Regions from separate parts of the Homo sapiens genome. Here region 2 is linked to region 1. The links are chromatin loops, found by intact Hi-C in ENCODE. Cell type or tissue: Caco-2. All regions are shown on one strand. Links, peaks and the distances in the headings refer to the core of each region. The heading gives the core; the rest is flanking DNA.

Region 1 (5,386 bases), core at 201-5,200:
ACAATAAAGAGGGAGGTATCAGAACAAATAGTGCTAAAATGTAATTACTGTTCCATTAAAAAAAAACCCTATCTCTCTTAAGCTTTTCCAAGTTTGTTTCTGTCCCTTGTAACATAAAAAACAAAATTAGCACGTAAATGCTATCTCATTTTTAAAATATGCACGACTACATAGATTTTTAAAATTTACAGAGCAGTTTTTTTTTTTTTTTTTTTTTTTTTGAGACCGAATCCTCGCTCTGTCGCCGAGGCTGGAGTGCAGTGGCGCGATCTCGGCTCACTGTAAGCTCCGCCTCCCGGTTTCACACCATTCTCCTGCCTCAGCCTCCGGAGTAGCTGGGACTACAGGGACACGCCACTGCGCCCTGCTCATTTTTTGTATTTTTAGTAGAGATGGGGTTTCACCGTGTTAGCCAGGATGGTCTCGATCTCCTAACCTCGTGATCCGCCCGCCTCGGCCTCCCAAAGTGCTGGGATTACAGGCGTGAGCCACCGCGCCCGGCCAGCAGTTTCAAATACTACATCTAATTTTATTCTCAAAAACCCCACAGGGCTGTGTATTTTTATCATGATCTCCAATTTTTAGATCCATGTTATTCAAATGTGAGGTGTGTCTTGCAGATGATCTTGGGATGACTTTAGGTGGCGACCTTACATGACATTCAATGAGGAACTATGTGACAAAGGAGATATCTTATTTACAATTCTCTTTCAGGACTTTGTGTAAGGAGAAAATTTCAGTTTGGTGCTGATATTTCTATAAAACCTTTAGAACACATCTCCATTTTCATAAAAACATAACAGACTTTAAGCCTCAGAACTTTTGTCAGGCAATAATATCCAGACAGAGTTTATTACATTGTTTTTAAGTATTATTATAAACTTTATTGTCACCCTATTTTGGGGAACTACTATGTTATTAATTTTCCATTTATGGCAATATGTAAAGTTTCCTTTTTACATAGATTTATTTAAATAAAAAGTGAGCCAATTAAAGAAAAAATATTTTTAAATGGTATAAGTGGCACAAGGAAATGACAAAAATTGTGCAGGATACAAAATAACAAATGCTGTTTTAAGCAAAGAAAGTCAGTCTCAGAAAAGACAAGTGACTTAGGAAGCTCACATAGCAAAAATGGTAAGCCAAGCCTGAAGCGACTAGGATTCAGATGGGTTAAAGGCCTTTGTGATAGGTCATTGGTGATGGGCTTCAGACAAGACTGACTCCTAGCCCTGAGCTATTTAGGCTTTGAGGTGGCTTTTCTTATGGTTTATTTAAAAGTCTTAATGTCTTCCTACCCCATCCCCCAGCCCCATTACATGAGACTCTAGGCACCAAAATAGGCAATTAAATTTTCTTCGGATTTTAAAAACAATAATGAGAACAATAATATATTTAATTTTTACTATGGGCCCAGGTACTATTTTATATATTTCATATGTACTATATTTAGTAATTCATTTACTTATTAAACTTAAATACTTATCATTATACTTAATTTACTAATTCATTTAATCTTCACACTAAATTCCACAAGAGAGGTATCTCCTATGATTTTTCAAGTACAAATCCCTCAAACCTCACCTGATTGGTTGTACCTCTAGAATAATTTATATGACACCAGGTTAAAAGACTGAAGACTCACTTTATGTCCCATTCCTAATACAGATTTCAAAGCTTATATCTTTTTGGTTCCATTTTGTTTTGTTCTGTTTTGTTTTTTTTATGTTAAGTTCTGGGATACATGTGCAGAATGTGCAGGTTTGTTACACAGGTATACATGTGCCATGGTGGTTTGCTGCACCCATCAACCCATCATCTACATTCGGTATTTCTCCTAATACTATCCCTCCCCTAGCCCCCCACTCCACCCCCCACAGGCCCCAGTGTGTGATGTTCCCCTCCCTGTGTCCATGTGTTCTCATTGTTCAACTCCCACTTATGAGTGAGAACATGCAGTGCTTGGTTTTCTGTTCCTGTTTGCTGCGACTGATGGCTTCCAGATTCTTCCATGTCCCTTTATTAGATTATTTTTAAGTGGTCTGAGAGAAGAGAGACAGACCCTCTCATATTGTTTTATATTGTTCTACACTCAGAAAAAGAAAGAGAAGCAAAACTAAAGGCAGGTAGCCTGGTGCCTACGAACAGACCCAAAACAAAGGAACCAGACCTGAAACCAGGCCTGGGCCTGCCTGACCTAAGTCTGTTAAAATTTGACCCCTGACCTAGCAACTGATGTTATCTATAGATTCCAGACGTTGTATGGAAAGACATTGTGAAACTTCCCGGTCTGTCCTGTTTCACTCTGACCACCGGTGCATGCAGCCCCTGTCACGTACCCCCTGGCTTGCTCAATCAATTACGACCCTTTCATGTGAAACCCTTAGTGTTGTGAGCCCTTAAAAGGCACAGAAATTGTGCACCCGACAAGCTTGGATTTTAAGAGGCTAGTCTGCTGATGCTTCCAGCTGATTAAAGCCATTCCCTTCACTATCTCCATGTCTGAGGGGTTTTGTATGCGGCTTGTCCTGCTACAGTCCATAACATTTAACACTAATTGAAAAAGTATTTATTAGCACAACAAATATGCAGCAGACATTGTGATGGCCACTCAGGACAACATTGGTGAGCAAAAGAGTGAGGACTGCCTTCCAGAACTCATAGTTTGATGGGAGAAATAGACCTCTTTAAACAATCACACACTACATATGACCATACAATTAATGGTATAACAGAAACATACATAATTAGCATAAAAGAAACATACGTGGCCTGTAAGAATGTGACTCAATTTAAATTGGGCCAAGAGGATCAGAAAAGCCTTTGAGAAATTGACATATTGGCTGAGATATGGTGGATGAGTAAGAACTGAGTAGGTGCAGGTGGGAGTTCAGGTAGAAGGAGGAGTATTAAGGCAGAGGAAAGAGCACTTAAAAAGACCTTGGGCAAGAAAGAACATGGTGACTGACAGATTGAAAGACGGCCAAGATGGCTAGTGCTTGAAAGATGGCCAGGATGACCAGCAGGTTGGGGGCAAACTTCAGTGGATGGAGGAAATTGATAGACTATGATTAGGAGGGGAGAGAAGTACACAGGGACAAGGTGAGGCAAAGCCTTGTATGTGTGTTAAGAATTTTGGTCTTTTAACAACAATGGAGAATGACAGAGATGCGGTCAGATTTGCATTTTGAAAAGATTACTTTGTGTAGCTATGTGAGAATTGAAGCTTTCCTTTCTTATTCAAGGTAAGCGTCCTGCTCATCTTCCCAAATTGCCACAATTTCTATTATTTTCATATAAATAAACATTTTAAAAATTAGAGAAAAACTTCTCCTTGCAATAAAAGCAAACTGCTTTCCTTTATCCTCTTTTTGGTCTTCTATATTAACAGTGTTTTTCCATTTCCTTTTATATCTTCTGCAAAACAAAACTTAGAAGTTATTTTGGCTCTCCTGATTTCATCATCCGCATCTTATAAAATTCACGTGCCTCCAAAATAATGCCATCTATTTTTTATTTCTTTTTCTATCAGCATATAGTGAAAATCAGACTGATTTCATTTTAGCCAATGGAAGGCCTAAGAAAAATTAGCAAGTAGGCCAAATTTTGTTTGCAACACCCTCATCTTCCCTGATGGCATTTTTTCTCCCATTCATGCTTCTCTGCCTCTTGCACTCCAAGTCTGAACACTACCTTAGATTTGAATCTTTCCTATTCTCTCATCAGCTCACATGCCCCTGGTAAGACCTAGAGTTATATTTGCACTGAATCACAAGAGGACACTGATGTCAGGATAACACACCACAAAGCTTATATACCCTGTGCTTCAAAATGACAGGACAAAGATTTGGCAAAGTTGATAATTTTTTTGGAAAAAGTTATAAACAAATGGGCAGGGTACTAGAGAAAGGGGAGGCATATCTAAGTTTGGGTCCTGGCTCCTCTGAAGCTATGTGACATGCAACTCCAAGTAAGTCGGTTTCACTCTCCAATACTGTCTCCTCATTTGGTCATTTCTCATTTGTAACTTCTGTAATTCTATAACACTGTTTTGTTGGCTGATCTCATCTCTTCCTGAAGAGCTTTCGCCCATGAGAATTACTTAAATTAAGTGGTTAATAAATTTGAAACATCAGCGTTACTAGTGAAAACGCAAAGCTGGGATGAAGATACTTGGAAAAGATCCTAGTAAACCATCATAGAGAACATCTATTTTGCAATAAAAGCAGGGAAAGGATGGAGTTTTACATCTAAAGCCATTATTTAGTGTCTAGTTTAATGTTAGTCTAAAATAAGCCATCCTTATTATCCCCTCAAGATCACATATTGTAAGATTGTATTTTTACCATGTCTTATATCTGCTTTTTTATTTTTACTCTTTGGCTTCAGTGATGCCCTTCACCAGCATGTGTGAAGACACAAATACTCCCATTTGGGAACATGCGGTGCTACATCCTTCTTAGTAGTGTTTTCTGTAAAAATAGTTTCTCTTGATAAACATTGTGGATAAAAATGTAAAAACCTAACAGCCAGTATCATCTTTAGCAAACTGAACATAACAACCTTTCTGTGATAAAAGACAAATGTAAATTTTAAGAGCCGGGGGACCTGTGTGTGGGTGTAGTTCAAGATCAGCCTCCATTGAAGGCCAGGGACCTCCAGAGGGAAAACATTGATTAAAGGTCCCTCATGTGAAGAAGTATAACTAATTTAGAGTTTTTCTAGACCTGTTCTCTGCTTGCAACATAGAGAGGAAATTCTTCCTTGCCTCAAGTAATTAAAATGTTTAACAGATAACTATAGACAGGGCAGAAATCAAGAGAGGTTTCTCACAGGCATCCAGGAATATAATCACAGGCATAGCATAATTCACCTTTTAAAAAATTAACTAATTATTTTTTAATTGACTAGTTAAAATTTTGTATATTTATTGTGTACAACATGTTTTAAAATATATATACATTGTGGAGTAGCTAAATCAAGGTAATTAACACATGAATTACCTCACATCCTTATCATTTTTGATGGTGCAAAAACATCCTTCACAATTTTCACAAAGACAATACATTATTATTAACTATAATCACCATGTTGTAAAATACATCTCTTTAAGTTATTCCTGCTATCTCACTGAAATTTGTATCCTTAGACCAATATCTGCCCATTCACCTAGCCCCTCCAGGCCCTTGTAACCACCATCCTTCTCTCTGCTTCTATGAGTTTGACTTTTTTTTACATTCATATATAAGTAAGATCATACAGTATTTGTCTTTCTGTGCCTGTCTTATTTCACTTAACATAATATCCTCCAGATTCATCCATGTTGTAGCAAATGAGAGAATTTCCTTTAAAGTCTGAATAATATTCCATTGTGAGTATATATACC
Region 2 (5,386 bases), core at 138-5,137, 110 kb after region 1:
AAATATCTGTTAAGGAAGGAATTAGTTGGAAATTAAGGTGTTAGCACCTTAGTTTGCAACTTGGCTGCAGATTACAATCTCCTGAAGAGCTTCAGACTAATTCAAACCATATCTGTGACTGTGGCACCTGAGGATTTTAGCAAAGAAATTGAAATGTTATAAGATTGTGTCTTAGGATATAGTAATTTTTTATTATCAAGGAGTTAAGTTCTCAGAGATTAGAGCTCAGATGATTGACAGAAAATGGTTTTGTAACTGGCACTTGAAAAAGAAAACAAAAAGTAAGACAAATATGAATGTTTTTAGTGCATTCCTCAGGTACACATCTAGCTATGTGGCCTTCACACATTCTGTGCATACTATCTGTAGTGAGAAATTATGTAGAGTGTAGGGGATTGGTCAGGGTGGTGGAGAAGCTGTAAGAAAAGACGTAAGCCTTCTTGAAAGGTGGGAAGGTCTTGCAAACACTTCAGGAGAGAATAAAGCTGAAGGCAGATAATTCTGTTACCCTGAGGCTAAGGACGAGGATTAAGTAACAAGGGAGTGTAAAAAATCTATCTAGATAAGTTTATTTACTGATGTCATCCAGAGACCAACCTTTGGTCATCCGTGCATAAGACTGCTACCTGCAAGGGGGGGATGACAATGTTAATTACCCACAGATTGTGTTGGCTCCAGGTCTTTGACATTATACCAGTACTGAATAAATAAAAGTGGCCCCAGCTCATTGGGACTGCTAACTCTCTTTGGCCCCTAGTGCTGGCAGTCCCCTAGCCCACTCTTTCACTGGATGCTTGTGTCTGAGTACTCCTTTCATCCATCACTCAGCCAGGGTCTGTGGGATGGACCCGGCAGCTGGTGCCCTGTGTGAGGAACACTGCAATAAATCATGACAGAATCCTCAAAAATGAAGGAGAAGAGACTGCGCAGTCCATAAGTCACTGGTGCCCACTCGGGATTTCCAAGTTCGAGGGAATTTTCAAGCTAGGGTTTCATCATGGGACAACAGTTATCAGCTCAACAGAAACAGTATATAAAAGTGTTCAAACAGCTTCTTAAAGCTAGTGGAGCCTCAGTTTCTCAGGCTCAATTAAGGGACCTAATACAAACTGTTGTTCCCCATAACCCATGGTTCTGGAAAAAGGCATTCTAGACCTAGAGCTCTGGGAACAAGTGGGGAGAAAAATCTTAAACAACATGATGTGCAAGGACAACAGGTCTCAGTAACATCTTTAACATTATGGGCCTTAGTCAGGCCTGCTTTGGCCCTGTTCTACACAAAAGAGCCTAAAAAGGGAAGGGAGGAGGAATCATCACCTAACTTACCACCTCCTCCTCCTCCCTCAGCCCCACCATTACCAGGTAAAGATACAAAAGAGAACACAGAGGTTTTTTCTGAACCCCCTCCTCCAATAAACTGGGAAGAAGACAAGGAATATACTACAGTTATGGAACCCTGTCTTAGCCAAGCATCATTAGAAGGGGAGCTCTTGGCCTACCTGTGATGCAAGATCAACAAGGCAATCAGGTATATAAAGCCATCATTTTCAACACCTATAAGGAGATAAGGAAAACTATTAGAGAAAATGAAGCCACTAGCCCATGTATGAAAGGATTAATTGAGACCATAGCAGACAACTTCTGTATAACCCTATGGGACTGGTCAGTGATAACTAAAACAACTTTAAAGAGCAGTCAATACCTCCTCTGGATGGCAGAATTTAATGGATTATGTGAACAGCAAACCTCTTTCTAATAATAGCCACTGTTATTCCTCCCCTACCCCCGAAGTGGCTCTCTCAAAATCCTATTTGGATAGAGCAGTAGCCTTTAAAGGGAGAGACATTACAACAAGCCCATGAATTAGTTGAGGAACAATTAAAAGCTGGCCATATACAACCATCAAACAGCCCTCGGAATTCACCCATTTTTGTCATTCCCAAGAAGTCTGGTAAATGGAGACTTTTGCATGACTTACGTGCTATCAGTGCTAATTTGAAACTTATGGGGGTCCCTTCAGCAGGGGCTCCCTTCCCCCATGGTGATTCCTCGAGATTGGCCTATAGTCATTATTGACTTAAAAGACTGTTTTTATACTATTCCCCTTGCAAAACAAAACAGAAAAATTTGCGTTTACAATACCAGCTATCAATAATGAAAGGCCAGCTTGCCGATTTCATTGGAAAGTACTTCCTTCAGGAATGCTGAACAGTCCTACCATGGGTTAGTATCATGTAAATGAGGCTTTGCTCCCCAGTAAAAAAGAATTTCCTAATTGTAAGATTATTAATTTTATGGATGATATATTACTGGCAGCTCCAACAGAGCCAATATTTTTAAATTTATATGACTCTGTCAAAAAGAATACACAGTTAAGAAGTTTAATCATAGCACCTGAAAAAGTACAGATGTCCTCTCCTTGGAAATATCTTGGATGCCTACTAACTCCCTGGTCAGTAAGACCCCAGAAGGTTAAATTAAATACTAACATCTTACATACCTTAAATGATTATCAAAAATTACAAGGTGATACTAACTGGCTTTGCCCCAACTTAGGCATAACTACTGATAAGTTACACAACTTGTTTTCTATCCTAAAGGGCAATATGACCCTAGGCTCCCCCAGGTATTTAACCCATGCAGCAAAGAGGGAAATTGAGGAAACAGAGCAAGCTATTTCTCAGAGGAAACTAGATCGCTTAGACCCACGACATTCAGTCCAATTATTTGTTTTTTCTACTAAACATTCCCCAACAGGATTAATAGGACAGATAGCCCCAGGGCTGTGCTTTCTAGAATGGGTTTTTTGCTTATATACCAGGACTAAAGCACTATCTCCCTATATCCAGCTAGTTACTAAAGTCATCTATACAGGCTGCAGATGATGCAATCTGTTGCTAGGTTATGACCCTGGTGTCATAAAAATTCCCTTGAATAGAAAACAATTCAAAGCAGTCTTGCCCTTATCTCTAGACCTGCAGATAGCACTCTCAGATTATGCAGGCCATATAGAATATGCCCTTCCTGCTGACGAACTACTTCAGTTCTTATCTCATATTCCTATAGTTATGCCTACAAAAGTAGTTCACTCCCCCATACCTAACGCTTTAATGCTTTTCACTGATGGCTCTGGTAAAAATGGAAAAGCAGCTGTCTGGTAGGAACTGCATGACTCCCTCACTCAATCTGGATTTACTAGCACTTAGAGAGCTGAGATTGGAGCCCTAATAATGGCCCTAGAAACCTTTTCCACTCAACCCATCAATATTGTTAGTGACTCTGCTTACTTCATTTATTTATTGCAGAACCTTGAGACAGCCCTCATTAAGTCCACTCTTGAGCCCACACTGTGTTCCCTTTTTCTTTGACTTCAGTAATTGCTGGATCAATGTACACATCCTATTTTTATCACACATAGTTGAGCCCACAGCTCACTCCCTGGCCCACTGGCTTATGGCAATGATCAAGCAGACCTGCAGGTTATGACATCACTGCTCAACCAAGCCACCCAATTACATCAATTTTTCCACCAAAATTGGAGAAATTTACCTAAACAATTACAACTTACCCAAAGACTAGCTAAACAAATTATTTTACAATGCCCAGATTGCCAGCTCACAGGCACATCCTCTCCTTCAACAGGTGTTAACCCTAAAGGACAAGAACCTAATCAGTTATGGCAAATGGATGTTACACACATCCCTGAATTTGGAAAAGTAAGATGTATACATGTATCTGTTTATACCAATTCCCACTTAATTAGCACTCATATTCTTCCTGGAGAGTCTGCCCTATATGTCATTAAACATGTTCTCTTAACCTTTGTGTTTATGGGGTGGCCCACAAAAATTAAAACTAATAATGGTCCAGCTTATGCCAGATCACAATTTCAACAATTTTATCATACACGGAACATTCAACATTCCACAGGTATCCCTTATAAATTTCAAGGACAGGCCATAATAGAATGTGTCCACTCCACCCTTAAAAATATGCTCAAAAAACAAAAAAGAGGAAATACAAGTAAGGACCCTGAAATACTATTGGCACAAGACTTATTTGCCCTTAATTTTTAAAATTTAGTGACAAATTTCAATCAGTCATACAAAGGCATTTTACTAAAGCCCCTCAAAACATAAAACCTGCGATTTTATGGAAAGATGTAAATAGTAATGTTAGGTGTGGTTCAAATGATCTGCTAACATGGGGAAGAGAATATGCTTGTGTTTACACCCCCTCAGGCCCTCTTTGGATTCCAGCATGATGCATCAAACCACACCATGGTGTGGCTAGGACCCAACCTGGTACCAGAAATGAAGGAAATAACCCTGCAGGACCCATGGCCCCAGACAATGCAGCTTCCTCAGACAACACAGGTCCTGAACATTATGCTGAAAAAGAAAACTCAGAGGACTGAGTGAATCCTGCTCTGGACACAGATACCATTAGCTCCAGATAATTTGTTCCTTGCTATGCTTTATTAACCTTTTTAAATTCTCACTTTGCCTGCTACCTGTACCTGCTTCTCTCTATCAGGCCCATCTTCTAGCTCTGCCTTTCTTCCACCCTGTTACTTGGGTTGACACCCGCTTCTCAGCCACTAATAATGTAACTACTTGGCTAGAAGGGATTGACATACCCCCAGTGGGGTTTCTTAGTAACAGCATACATTAGACTGAGGTGCCAAGTAACACTACATGTCACTTCTTGATTGGAAAAGAATATGACTAATTATACTCATGTTTATCTCATGTTATTTACTAATTCAAGGATGTAAAGCTGGAAAACGAGATGTAACCACTATGCCTGACAAACCTATTGCTGCACCCATCTGTACTCTTCAATCAACAAAACCTGATGCAAAAACAGAAAAGTGGGAGATATAGGAGATCAATCCGTGTGGTGGGAGAAGGTACAAGGGAGTGTAAAGAAACCTATCGGTGCGGAGCCAAGATGGCCGAATAGGAACAGCTCCAGTCTACAGCTCCCAGTGTGAGTGACGCAGAAGATGGGTGATTTCTGCATTTCCAACTGAAGTACTGGGTTCATCTCACTGGGAAGTGCTGGACAGTGGGTGCAGGACAGTGGGTGCAGTGCACAGTGCATGAGCCAAAGCAGGGCGAGGCATGGCCCCACCCAGGAAGTGCAAGGGGTCAGGGAATTCCCTTTCCTAGTCAAAGTAAGGGGTGACAGACGGCACCTGAAAAATTGGGTCATTCCCACTCTAATACTGTGCTCTTCCAATGGGCTTAACAAACAGCACACAAGGAGATTATATCCCGAACATGGCTTGGAGGGTCCTATGTCCACGGAGCCTCGCTCATTGCTAGCACAGCAGTTTGAGATCAAACTGCAAGGTGGCAGCAAGGCTGGGGGAGGGGCGCCT

What was found. Hi-C counts contacts between places; a loop is a spot of excess contacts. Peaks named below come from ENCODE experiments on the same cell type or tissue, not always from the same donor. Only the 100,000 strongest peaks of a DNase experiment are listed, where the experiment ranks them.
Region 2: a loop joins it to region 1, with 8 times the contacts of the local background. A loop is called at or near these places in 1 of 110 quality-filtered maps.

What each region holds. Positions count from the first base shown.
Region 1 is chr6:86,606,868-86,612,253 of GRCh38, reverse strand. No RefSeq gene overlaps it. Among named protein-coding and RNA genes, the nearest start is that of HTR1E, 330 kb to the left of the region's middle. In Caco-2, for the core only: no CTCF peak of the experiment used is centred there; a DNase peak (open chromatin) is centred at 2,233.
Region 2 is chr6:86,497,808-86,503,193 of GRCh38, reverse strand. No RefSeq gene overlaps it. Among named protein-coding and RNA genes, the nearest start is that of HTR1E, 440 kb to the left of the region's middle. In Caco-2, for the core only: no CTCF peak of the experiment used is centred there; DNase peaks (open chromatin) are centred at 523 and 2,983.